Linked DNA regions of Mus musculus: region 2 is linked to region 1. A link is a contact called in ENCODE POLR2A ChIA-PET data. All regions are on one chromosome and are shown on one strand. Each heading gives the region's core, a stretch centred on a gene start or an enhancer-like site at or near the end of the contact. The rest is flanking DNA. Distances are from core to core; before and after follow the strand shown.

Evidence for each region. ChIA-PET counts read pairs that join two places held with the same protein, here RNA polymerase II (POLR2A).
Region 2: POLR2A ChIA-PET joins it to region 1 with 58 read pairs in embryonic stem cell. The contact joins the promoter of Chchd10 here to the promoter of Mif in region 1. POLR2A ChIA-PET finds 5 or more read pairs at or near these places in 4 of 5 experiments (Patski and embryonic stem cell).

The regions. Positions count from the first base shown.
Region 1 is chr10:75,857,257-75,863,126 of GRCm38, reverse strand. It overlaps Mif (macrophage migration inhibitory factor (glycosylation-inhibiting factor)), which reads left to right and starts at 2,850. Exons shown (of 3, transcript NM_010798.3): 1 at 2,850-3,066; 2 at 3,268-3,440; 3 at 3,584-3,774. The coding sequence starts at 2,959. The coding sequence ends at 3,650. Gm40697 (a long non-coding RNA gene) reads right to left here and starts at 2,217. Exons shown (of 2, transcript XR_871836.3): 1 at 2,161-2,217; 2 at 1,429-1,754.
Region 2 is chr10:75,930,736-75,936,605 of GRCm38, reverse strand. Chchd10 (coiled-coil-helix-coiled-coil-helix domain containing 10) reads right to left here and starts at 3,476. Exons shown (of 5, transcript NM_175329.4): 1 at 3,108-3,476; 2 at 602-1,191; 3 at 161-368. The coding sequence starts at 642. It overlaps Mmp11 (matrix metallopeptidase 11), which reads left to right and starts at 4,104. Exons shown (of 8, transcript NM_008606.3): 1 at 4,104-4,272. The coding sequence starts at 4,153.

The DNA.
Region 1 (5,870 bases), core at 1,601-4,100:
GTGCCCCTTGTATAAAGTTGTACAAGCTAATTTCTCTCAGTCTCTTGAACAGAGTCGCCTCTTATCTGAGTAGGACCTGACTGCCTCTTATCTGAGTTGGTCGGCTAAAAGCGGAGCAGTTGTCCAGAAAGCTGCTCCTCCAGATTGCAAAACTCAACAGCACTCGACTGGACCTTGTCACCTTGGGGAACTTCACCTCCTGGATCACCAATGCCTTCTCATTTTTTAAGGAATGGGCGGGAATGTTGGCCTGGGGGGCAGTGGTCCTCCTGGGTTGTGTCTTTTGTATCTGGCTATTGTGTCGATTCAAACGAGAGCACACTCAGGATAAGGCAGTGGTGTACCAAGCATTGATGGTGCATCTCCCAATGTTTGGCTGGCCTCTTTAAAAAATTAAGAGTTCGCCCTAGGTTGTCTGGCAGTTGTAGTCACACAGATCCATGGTATCCAGTGACAGGCAACTTTCCTTATGCACAGACCAACCTAAGACATGGGGCCTGGAGGCTATAGGGTAACCCTAGGACGGGTAAGGCTGTGACATGAAAGGATCGACCTAAGACAGGAGCCGTGGCCGATGGACAGACTTGCCCAGACCTAGTCCAGCATCATATTATTAAACAAAAAAGGGGGAGATGTAGGCAGCTGGGCGCCTAAAAGATGGCGCCGGCCTCCGGCATACCGTCACTGTAAACAATGTTACTGCGCAGGCGCTAGCCTGAATCTGGCGCCAACCCCTCCCAAGCGGGTGCATACAAATCAAAGTGCCGGCAGATTGACCAATCCCAGGAGGACACACAGATCTCCCCAGTGCTGGGGTGTATATAAGCAGTCCTCGCTGGGTTTCCGAGGTTCCCGTAGCATCGAGGTGTTCCTGAAATAAAAAAGGCTGTTGAGAAGAATCCGACTGTGTTGCTTTTTTTCTTGCTGGACGAGGTGAGCGCAACAAGTTAGGGGGTTACAGGATCCCGGACAGGCACTTGTCAATTCTGATATGGGAAGCCAATGGAAGAAAGGCTGCTGGAACCTGTTATTTTATCCCTTAGTGCAAAAAAATTTGTTGAGTATAGCAAACTGCTTTCTGTAACCAGAATCTAAAGGACCAATGGGGATCAAGAGCCTAAAGCTACCAGGGAGCGTCTGGAAGGCACGGCATGCCCAGGGAGCTTCTAACATCCTTACCAACCTGGAGGATAACTGTAAACAAGTCAAAATTACCCAAATATGCCCCCCAAGAATACTGGGGAGCTGTGTCCCAAGATCAAGGGCCCCTGAACCAGAGCCCAGATAGTAACCCTGGAATGAGACCTTTGGCTGTAGCTGGCCTCAGACTTGTCCATTTTTACCATCAATGCTCCCGGAACTGGGAGGGTTAGAGCCTGGGTCCTGGCCGTTCAGACATCCTCTAGTCCAACTAAACAGACAACAGTGGAAAGCGGAGGAGGGAGATTTATTTCAACGTGGCCACCCTGGGAAGGAAGAGGAACATAAAGGAAGTCCAGTGACTGTCACCCCAAGCTCATCTTCAGGGTCCTGCCAGAGGAAGTTTACATTTAAATAGAGGGCAAGAGGTAGGTAGAACTAAGAGATTCTGCTCAAGATGTGATCCCCCAGCAGCACTGTCAAGCTTCAGTCTCTTCTGCAAGACTGACAAGCGTCCAGAGCTGCATAAAATCTCTGCCTTCCAGCCTTTCTCTTTCACCAGCAGGAGACTCCAGAGAAAATTCCATTTCCTTGGGAACCATTGTTTCAATAGTCTGTTAGCCAAAGGGAGGGGGCACAAGTGTCTCTTTAGAATATCTTCATTTCTGTCAGAAACCTAATAGAAACCTTGACATCACAGACAGAACTGGTAGTCCCCACACTACAATCTCTTGATCCACTGTAAAGTTTTTAACAAAAATTAAAAAGGGCTAGGGAAAACAAAGGAAGTCCCAAAATTCCCGTGACATTTCCTGGGCACCGGTCGGATGTCTCACTTGTTAATGAGAAAGCTATACAAAGTCTACCAAGGGCTCTAGATAAGGGTGACTCTGCTGGATCTAATTTGAGCAGGGCTTCCCTGAGGACTGGCAATTGGCCAGAGGAGCAGAACTAGTTAGTACCGCTGGCTCACAGCCTGCTGCCCACTCCTCCCCTGGGAATCTCTCCAAGCATCCTCACCTGTGTGGAGTAACAGGAATGTAGGGAAGTAACTAGATGGCGACTCCGTTCTGCCTCCTTCCCCATTTCACACTCACAAGCCTAGGCCTGGTGGACACGTGTCCCAGGAGGCTCAGGACACACAAAAAGTCGCAGTTGAAAGTGTGTGGGACGAAGGTGATACTGGGCCAGGCAGGGGATCGAGGGCTGACTGTTGGTACAACAGGAGAGCAAAAGCAAGCAAGTGATGGGGCTTGGCTAATTTCTTGAGCTTAGAGAAAAGTTCCCAAGGCAAGGAAGGATTGTTTTTTCTCCAAGTACAAGCCATCACGCTTTTGGCTCATTGTTTGAGGTTAAGTTGTATTCACTAAAGTAGGTCGATCCTAGCCCACTAGCATGAGAAATAAGGCCAACCTACAGGTTCCACCAATAACTTAAGTTCCCTCTTCTTGGAACAGAAATCTCTCAGACCTGAACTTCTTACTATACGGTTAATCTGTAGCATCTACCTGGAATGCCTCGACAAACCTAATCACTAGAGTCAAGTCCTCACTATCTAGCATCCTCCGTTTCCATCTTAGGAAACAAAGAGCCCATGTAATACTTCCTACAGCACCAGAAGCACAGCAAGACCTCTGCAGAAGCAGCGCGCTGAAGGGCAGTCACCGCCCCTTTGGGACGTAGTCTGACGTCAGCGGAGGCGGAGCGGCAGCCGGCTTGGGGCGGTACTGAGCTGGGTCACGTAGCTCAGGTCCCTGGCTTGGGTCACACCGCGCTTTGTACCGTCCTCCGGTCCACGCTCGCAGTCTCTCCGCCACCATGCCTATGTTCATCGTGAACACCAATGTTCCCCGCGCCTCCGTGCCAGAGGGGTTTCTGTCGGAGCTCACCCAGCAGCTGGCGCAGGCCACCGGCAAGCCCGCACAGGTTTGCAGGGAGGACACAGGAAGAGAGTAGGGTGGGGTGGGCCGGCCCGACGTGTGAGGAGGGATGGGGCTGGAAGCCAAGGTGTGCCGGCGGGTGGCGGCTGGAGCTCTCCGGAAGACCTGTGGCCCTGTAGGCAGTCTTTCAGGCGGTCTAACAGTGTGTCTGTATCCCTCCCGCCTCGCCGCCCCTCCCCCCACCCAGTACATCGCAGTGCACGTGGTCCCGGACCAGCTCATGACTTTTAGCGGCACGAACGATCCCTGCGCCCTCTGCAGCCTGCACAGCATCGGCAAGATCGGTGGTGCCCAGAACCGCAACTACAGTAAGCTGCTGTGTGGCCTGCTGTCCGATCGCCTGCACATCAGCCCGGACCGGTGCGTGGGGGACGAGGGGAGGAGGGGGAGGAGGGGCACTGGGAGGTCAGCAGGCAAAGAGGGGGGGGCGTTCAGAGGACACTGGCACGCAGCGCGCTCTCCTAGACCACGTGCTTAGCTGAGCCAGGCTTTCATTTTCTCAGGGTCTACATCAACTATTACGACATGAACGCTGCCAACGTGGGCTGGAACGGTTCCACCTTCGCTTGAGTCCTGGCCCCACTTACCTGCACCGCTGTTCTTTGAGCCTCGCTCCACGTAGTGTTCTGTGTTTATCCACCGGTAGCGATGCCCACCTTCCAGCCGGGAGAAATAAATGGTTTATAAGAGACCACGGTTGCCTCAGCTTCTGCTTCCTTGGCTTGCGGAGGAATTGGGTGCAGGGTGGGGACCTTGAATGGAAGCCCAGGCTCTGAACGTGGGATTGGGGTGTGATGGCAGGGTCGAAGCTGGCCAGTTTGGTCCTCTCTAAACTAGTCCAGTGGTTCAGATGTCCTTTCTTGTGGCCTCTCCTATGCAGCCTTATGTATAAAAGAGGCCGACTTATTCACCTGGTCAGGAGTGTTAATTAGGTCCTTACCACAGTGGCAAATGGAGCCGGTAATATGTGTCATGGAAGGGGAGGTGCTTGGATACAGGGGAGAAATTAATAGTGTGCTCCAGCTGGGCCTGCACCTTCCTCGGCCCCATTTTCCTTCCCAAGAATCACTGTGCTCTAAGCCATGTGGTGGCCACTTCCTTGATCTGGACAATTAACTTGGTGGGAGAGGTAGCCAGGATACAGAGTTCTCCCTAGACCACTCTGCCCACTTCCCCAACGCCCTCCCCCCCCCCCCCCCCACAATCACAGCAGGTCCCTGAGAATTCATGAAGGCGGAGGGACTACCTGCCGTCGATTATTGTTTATGTAAAAGGTGCTGGCCAAGGCCCAGCTCAATTTAGGAATTTGGTAGGAATAACCCCAAGCCCAGGGACCCGGGTAGATGGGGACTGGATAGGAACCCTGCTTTGACCATGAGACCTACTTCTGCTACCTAAGGAATTTCTCACTGTTCTGGTGTGAGGGCTGGCCTTCCAGCTGGGGAGGGCCAACCCACTAGCTGGAAAATCCCCACACTCCAGCTGGGGTTATAGTCTGTGTCAGGGCTGGCTTGAGTCTTTGCTAAAGAAAGCCTTGGCCAGGCTGTGGTGGCTGGCCCATGCCCTTAATCCCAACACTCAGGAGGCAGAAGCAGGTGGATCTCTCTTGAGTTCCAGGTCAGCCTGGTCTACAGAGAGAAACCTTGTCTAGGAAAAACACAAAAATGTAGCCTGTTGCCTATCACACTGCCCTTCCATAGATAAAGGTCTATGACAACAGCTTCCACAGAGAGGGACTCTGGCTGCATGTACCCTGTTCCTCAGCTATAGGGAAAGCGGCATCTTACCTCAGAGGACTCCTGTGGTCACAGATCTGTTAAGATCATTGCTCTTTAACCTCTTGTCAAGGTAAGAACATTGTAGATGAAATACAAAAAAAAAAAGTTTTATGACTTCCAAGAAATTTGTTTTTGGAAGCTGAGTGGGGCCCTGACTGAGACCAGGAGCCCCTCGGCGGATTCCTGAGTGAGTGAGGAGCTTGCCTGTGTGATCCTGACACTGTGACAGAGGCCTCCCTGTGTGTGCAGGGAGGCCTGACTACCTAGTGTGGATCCAGAGTCCTTCCTGGGCAGGATGGCCAGCATCTCTGTCCCTTGTACTTCATCATTCATGCAGTACCCATCAGCCCAGGCTTGAAACCAAGGTAAGTCATGGGCATCTTCCCAACCACCCAGGCCCAGAGGCACCTACCCTACCCAGTAGAGCCACACCCTTTCCAACTGGCAGCCTTTGCAGCCTTGGCAGTACCAGCCTAGGCTCTGCGCCCCCGGGGCAGCTTGCTAATCTCTGTGCTGCTTGGGTTGGTTTTGGAGCCCTGACCTTGAGAGAAGGGAAGTTCCCTACAGGACACATCGATACCACTCTGCGCCCCCCTCTCCCCCCAGCCCCAGCACTAGATCAGGACAGTAGTGACAGGAGTGAGGGCATTAGCTCACTAGATTAAATGCTGGGAATAGAAGTCCCTTCTTAGAGCAGAGCCTCTACTACTCCCTGTCAGATGTCCTTGGAGGTTCCCAAAACAAGACTCTCCTAGATTCCACAAGGGGCCCTTCCTTCCATCTCATTTTGCATTCATGAAGGCACCTCATGACTGCCTGCATATTGGGTGGCATGCCTTCACTGCAGCCAAAGCAGTCTGGGGCTGCTCTCTTGAATCTGGGTACCTCTTATGAGGCACCTTCCCTCCTCAGCCTGGTCCTTTGCCGCATCTCCTTAGCTCCACCCTACCGTTAACTACAGGGCTGCACTTGAGGTTGAACCTTACCCAAATCCCTGAGTTGCAACTCAGAA
Region 2 (5,870 bases), core at 2,227-4,726, 73 kb before region 1:
GAGTGACAGTAGATTTAACGACCATGAGGGTTAGGACCCTCAAAATCCTGGGTCTGAGGCAACTCTGAATACATTGGGCCACTCCTCATTGGACTCTTAAGCAGCTCCTTATGCAACCATGTGTGAATCCTGCCTCCGTTTCTTGAGTCCTCCCGCTCACCTGCTGGACGGCAGGCTGGGCAGGCTCTGAATTTCCCCCACTGAAGGCACTGGTCAGGGCGCTACCCATGACATGCCCTACAGCTGAGCCCACGGCTACGCCTGCGGCGGTGGATGCCATCTGAGCCATAAGACCCGGCTGGCCGGGAGCGGCAGGTGCCGGGGCGGCCGCTGAGGGTGGTGGGTGCGCAGGAGGCGGGGCTGGGCGGCTGCAGGAAGCAAGAGGAGAGAAACAAGGTTAATGCTCCGGGAATAAACCCCTCTACTCCAGGGTCCAGTGGGACCCTCGTTTAGACTCACGCTTCTGCGTCCCCGTCCTCCCACCCCACCCCCCAGCCAACATGGCGCAGCAGACTCCAAGGTCATTCTGCGGACGCCCTTGGGAGAGCACCCACGTTTCCCTCACCCGACCCCACGGGGTCCCTGTCGCTCTCTCTCTCACCTGACCGGCCTGGCAGCCGCACTGCGGCTTCCCCGAGGCATGACTGCGGTGGGATCAAGTTGGAGCTGAGTAAGAAGCGTGGACCGTAGCAGCCGCTCGCTCAGTGCCGGGCAACTAACACGGCAGCGTCCTTAGAGTCAGGTGAAATGGGCGGGATCTGGGGCGGGGCCTCTGATCCACGCCCTCCAAATGGGAGGGGCCAAAGCTCGCCCTTCCATTAACCTCCTGGATTTAGGGCTCCGGAGCTATCCCAGTGCAGGGCGGAGCTACGCGAGTCCTGGGGACACCGGTCAGCTTTGGAAAGCCCAAGGCTTAGTTAGGCACGGGGCAGCGAGGGCAGGTCTTTCTGTCAGAACTCAAGCAATGCAATAGGGGTTTGCCACGAGCCCAGGAGGAAAGAAAGAGACACATAGACCGCCAGCGGAGAAGCGAATGGAGACTGCAGGCCAGGTTGTGTTCTCTGAGACCCATCACAAGACAGAGTTTGAAAATAACCATCCCAGGATCACCAAAGGCCCTTCCCTGTCCTCTGGAACTCGGTTTTCACAGACTTTTCCTCAGAGACCTTGGCTGGGATCATGCCATAACCTCTGGAGAGAGAAAAAAAAAAAAAAGGTTAAAAGAGCACACACCTGTAACCCCAGAACTTGGGGGGGGGGCAGGTATAGGTAGGTGCATCTTGTGTGTTCGAGGCCAGCCTGGTCTACAGACTGAGTTCCAGGGCTACACAGAACTGTCTCCCACAAAACAAAACAAAATAAAACAAATAATAATAACCTTTGGCCAGAGTAGAAAGGGCACAGGGGGCCTTGAGTTCTTTCTCCTCTTCTTTCAGTGTTTATTTTACTGTGACAACAGAGATCACTTGGCACAAACAATTCAAATGCCTCAGCAACAGGGGTCAAAACTATTCAGGACCATGCATTGCCCATTCAGGTGTCCCAAACCTGGTTTCTTTAAGCAGCCTCTGTAGCAGGCCTCTTTCATTAAGACTTCAGCTTTCCTCCCAAGTGGAATCACCACCCATCTGCAGGATAGACTTTTTGGTGAGGTGAGTAGGTAAAAGACAAGCCACTCTTTCCTTTAAAAAAATGCCAGACTCAGGCTAGAGAGGTGGCTTAACTGTTAAGAGCACTGACTGGGGCTGGAGAGAGATGGTTCAGTGGTTATGAGAGCTGTCTGCTCTTCCAGAGGTCCTGAGTTCAATTCCCAGCAACTACATGGTGGCTCACAACTGTCTATAATGAGATCTGATGCCCTCTTCTAGTGTGTCTGAAGGCAGCGACAATGTACCCACATACACGAAATAAATAAATACATCTTTTAAAAAAGGGGGGGCAGGGGGCTGGCGAGATGGCTCAGTGGTTAAGAGTGCCGACTGCTCTTCTGAAGGTCCCGAGTTCAAATCCCAGCAACCACATGGTGGCTCACAACCATCCATAACGAAATCTGATGCCCTCTTCTTGAGTGTCTGAAGACAGCTACAGTGTACTTACATATAATAAATAAATAAATCTTTTAAAAAAATGTGCTGTTGTAGAAAATTAAAAAAAAAAAGGGGGGGGCAGGCTTGAGCAGACCCCACTGGCTTATCTATTTGGCCTCTGCTTACCTTGTATCCAGTAGGCAAGTGGTAACATTCTTCCAGCTTCAACCCCTTCTGTGGGCCTCCGTGGCTAGCCCACCTTCCAGATCCTCTACTAAGTGTGGTAATGTGGGGTAATGGGGCAGGTTGGGGGGTAAGGGGGTGGGAAGTGGAGGGTGGGGGGGGTGGGGGGTCTGGCTGATAAGCTGCAAGTTCCTCAGAAAATAGTCGTGCATCCCTGGCAACACTGAAGGCTGTTTAGGTTGCACAAATAAATGTTTTAGGGTTTGGGGGTTCTTTTGTTGAGACAGGATCTTCATATAGCCTGGCTCACTCTGTAGAGCAGGTTGGTCTCAAACCCACAGAAATCCACTTGCTTCTGTCTCCCAAATGTCAGGATTAAAGGCATGCATCCAATGAAGAGTTTATTTTTAAAATGCTATGCATGGTGGTGCATGCCTTTAATAGAGGCAGATCTCTGAGTTCAAGGCCAGCCTACTCTACAGAGTCCCAGGATTGCCAGGGCTACACAGAGAAACCCACTCTTGGGGGTGGAGGGTAGGACTATGAATGCCTCATCCATTTTATGATTCTTTGACCAACACTGCTGAGATGAGTCTGAACCAGACCTGGAAATTCTAGCTATGATGATACATGCTTGCAGTCCTATCAGTCAGAATAGGCAAAGACAGGAATCTTGAGTTGGAGGCCTGCCTGGGCTACATGTACACATACTAGACTCTGTCAAAAAAAAGAGAGAGAGAGAGAGAGAGAGAGAGAGAGAGAGAGAGAGAGAGAGACTCTGTCATAAAAAAAAGAAAAGAGGGGTGGGTGGGAAGGGAGGAAGGACGACGGGAAGGAATGGCAGCCTTTAAAAGGTGAGGCTTTTTAAAAGATTGCAGATGGCCAAGTAAAACTTACCACTCTCTGCCCCTACTTTGCAGCAGCTCAGGGCCCCACTGGCCCACCAGAATTCAGAAGAGAGCTGAAGGCCTGGTGGAAGAGGCCTGCAGTGCCTTGTAGAGCCATTGTCATCCAAGAGGGAACACTGCACAGTTGGACACTCGCTGCAGAGATTAGAGTAGTTGAACTGTTTTCAGCACGTAGACCTCCCTCTCAGATGTGATTCTGTCCCTGTCTCAGATGGCTGAGCCTGACTGGTCAGGAAAAGCCTGTTGGCTAGTGTGCCCCCCGGCCAGGGAACAACCTGAGATTCCAGTGTCCAACTCAAACATCCCTGACCCTTTCCTCCCAGCCAACTGACCCAGTTGCCTGCTAGTAGAGAAAAAATCTGGTCCCTCCCTCCAAGATCCTCGCTGACTGCCTCTGGTCTGAAATTGTTAAGTGTGCGCATTTGCATCAGCCATTTGCATCAGCGTGTGCCAAGTGTCAGTAGAGGTCAGAAGAAGGCATCAGTTCCTAGATGGCCACCCTGTGGGTGCTAGGAACGGGAGCCAGGTTTCTCTGCAGGAGCAACAAGTGCTCCTAACCACTGATCCATCTTTCCAGACCCGTCTCTGTTTTGTTTTAAGGTGTGGGGACTGGCCAACTTCCGCCATATGCCTCAGTTTCCCCTGAGGTCACATTTCAATAGTCCGCTCCTTGCAAGAGCTATTGTACCACTTTCCTGTTAGCTAGGGCTGTTTAGATTGGGGATCTGACCACCTGCCACAGGCTAAAACAAGTCAAGCCACCATGGAGAGACCTGGCGAAGGATGAGACTTCTGAAGTGGGGCTGGAGAGCAGAATTGAGCTCTCCCCGGCTCTCACTAGTTCTAAGGGACCCAGCCCCTCCGGGCACTCCTCCCTAACTCAGACCGCTGCTGCAGGCCGGTTGAGTTTAGAACAAAAGGCAGGGGGAGGCGGGGCGGTGGGGGGTGCGGTCCCGGCGCCGGCGGGGGCGGGGCGAATGCTATAAGGGGCGGCGGCCCGGCCTGGCCCAGCAGGCCCAGCAGCCCCGGGGCGGATGGCACGGGCCGCCTGTCTCCTCCGCGCGATTTCGCGCGTCCTCCTGCTCCCGCTGCCTCTGCTGCTCCTGTTGCTGCTGCTCCTGCCGTCGCCGCTGATGGCCCGGGCCAGGCCACCGGTGAGTGCCCGCCACTCCTCCCCGAGGGAGGGCTGGGCACGCGGGCTGGGCCCACTGGCTGAGCTTGACCCACCAAGCGAGCTCCCTGGCTACCCTAGTGCAGTCTGTCCCCGAAATGCCTTCTGGGTCTCTCTGAGCGTACTATAATGAGCTTCCCGTGGTTGGCAGTGTGCAAGTGGAGCTGGTGAGACGCGTCTCTGCGCTGAACTCAGTTTGGAGACCGGCTTCTCCAGCCCCCAGCTAGGGATGCTGGAGTGTGTGTTGATAGAGGTAGCAGAGGGAGTGGATGCCAAGGCCCCTTGTTCATCACTGGAATGAAGCAAAGCAAGTCTGGGGGGAGGGGGGAGCAAAAAGGGGCAGCCTCCGGGTGTGTGGTTCCAGTAAGCACCCCTGCAAGGTGTGTACCGTGGATGGAGAATAAAGGAAGAGCTAGGAAGGAGAAAATGGGGCCCAAGTTGAGAGAGGTGCCCCAGCTTGCAGGAGACAAGTCTGGGAGTCCTGGTAGCCGACAGAAAATGCACCTGAGAGAGATAGTGTGTGCGAGCATCAGGTGCAGTCAGAATAGAAGGGAGCACCGGGGGAACAAAAGCATAAAGAAGAAGAGAAAGGAAAGGGGGTGCAAAGAGGCAAAGGGGAAGAAGAGAGATTGAGGGTTTCCCAGCCTGTGTGTCCCAATGGCTGCATCCTTCTTCCAGCTTGGTCTCTGAGGCACCTGTCAGAGTAGAGACTAAGCTGTGCTGGGGCTGGAGCTGGAACCACTACAGATCTACAATGCCCACGGGGTACCGTGCCCTCAGTAGCCAGCTAAGGCAGCCGGCCAGCTCAAGGAATGATGGATGGGAGGAAGGTATGATAGGCAGGTGTCCCAGGACAGGTCCAGCCATACCAATCCATCTGCCAGTTTTGCTGCACACTGGAAGAGAAAGGGTTTGGAAAGGGGAGTGGGTATTGTGGATCAGGACCTCCTCAAGCAAAACATGGAGTTCCCTGTTCTAGAACTCGGAGCGGAGCGCAGTCGTTAATCCCCTCCCTCCCCCCATCCGTACCCCCACCCACTCCCACCCCCGCAGAAGCCAGCGATAGAACTCATGCCTTCGAGAATTGCACTTCTCCTGACTTCTTACTAAGGGGGCAAAGCAGGAAAGAGCACCGGTACCTCCTGTTGGGCATTTAGGATAAAAGACGAGGCAAACCACACCAATGCTTGCTTGTACAGGGCTTGGGGGGGCAAGCCTGGGGTGGGATCCGAGCCGAGGATCTGTCACACTTTAGATGCGCAGAAAGGGTTGGTCACCTCTAACGCTTTTATCCCTAGACTGCCATCGGCGGGGCCAAAAGAGCTCGGTAAATATTTATTCACCCCAGCCCCCAGCTTGTGAAAAATCCACCACCTAGCAGCCAGGGAAGCTGCCCTTCCTTCTGGAGCTAGTAGGGATGGGTGGGAAGGGGTTAGGCAGAAGCACAAGGGTGGTCTGTGTATCAGTTGCGTGTATGGTTTGGGCTGTTTCCTTATCTCCTGCTCCGTTGCCTCTCACGGATACCTACTACTGACCTGTTTCATCCCCATTAGACCAAAAGCAAACTGAGGTTCAGGAAGG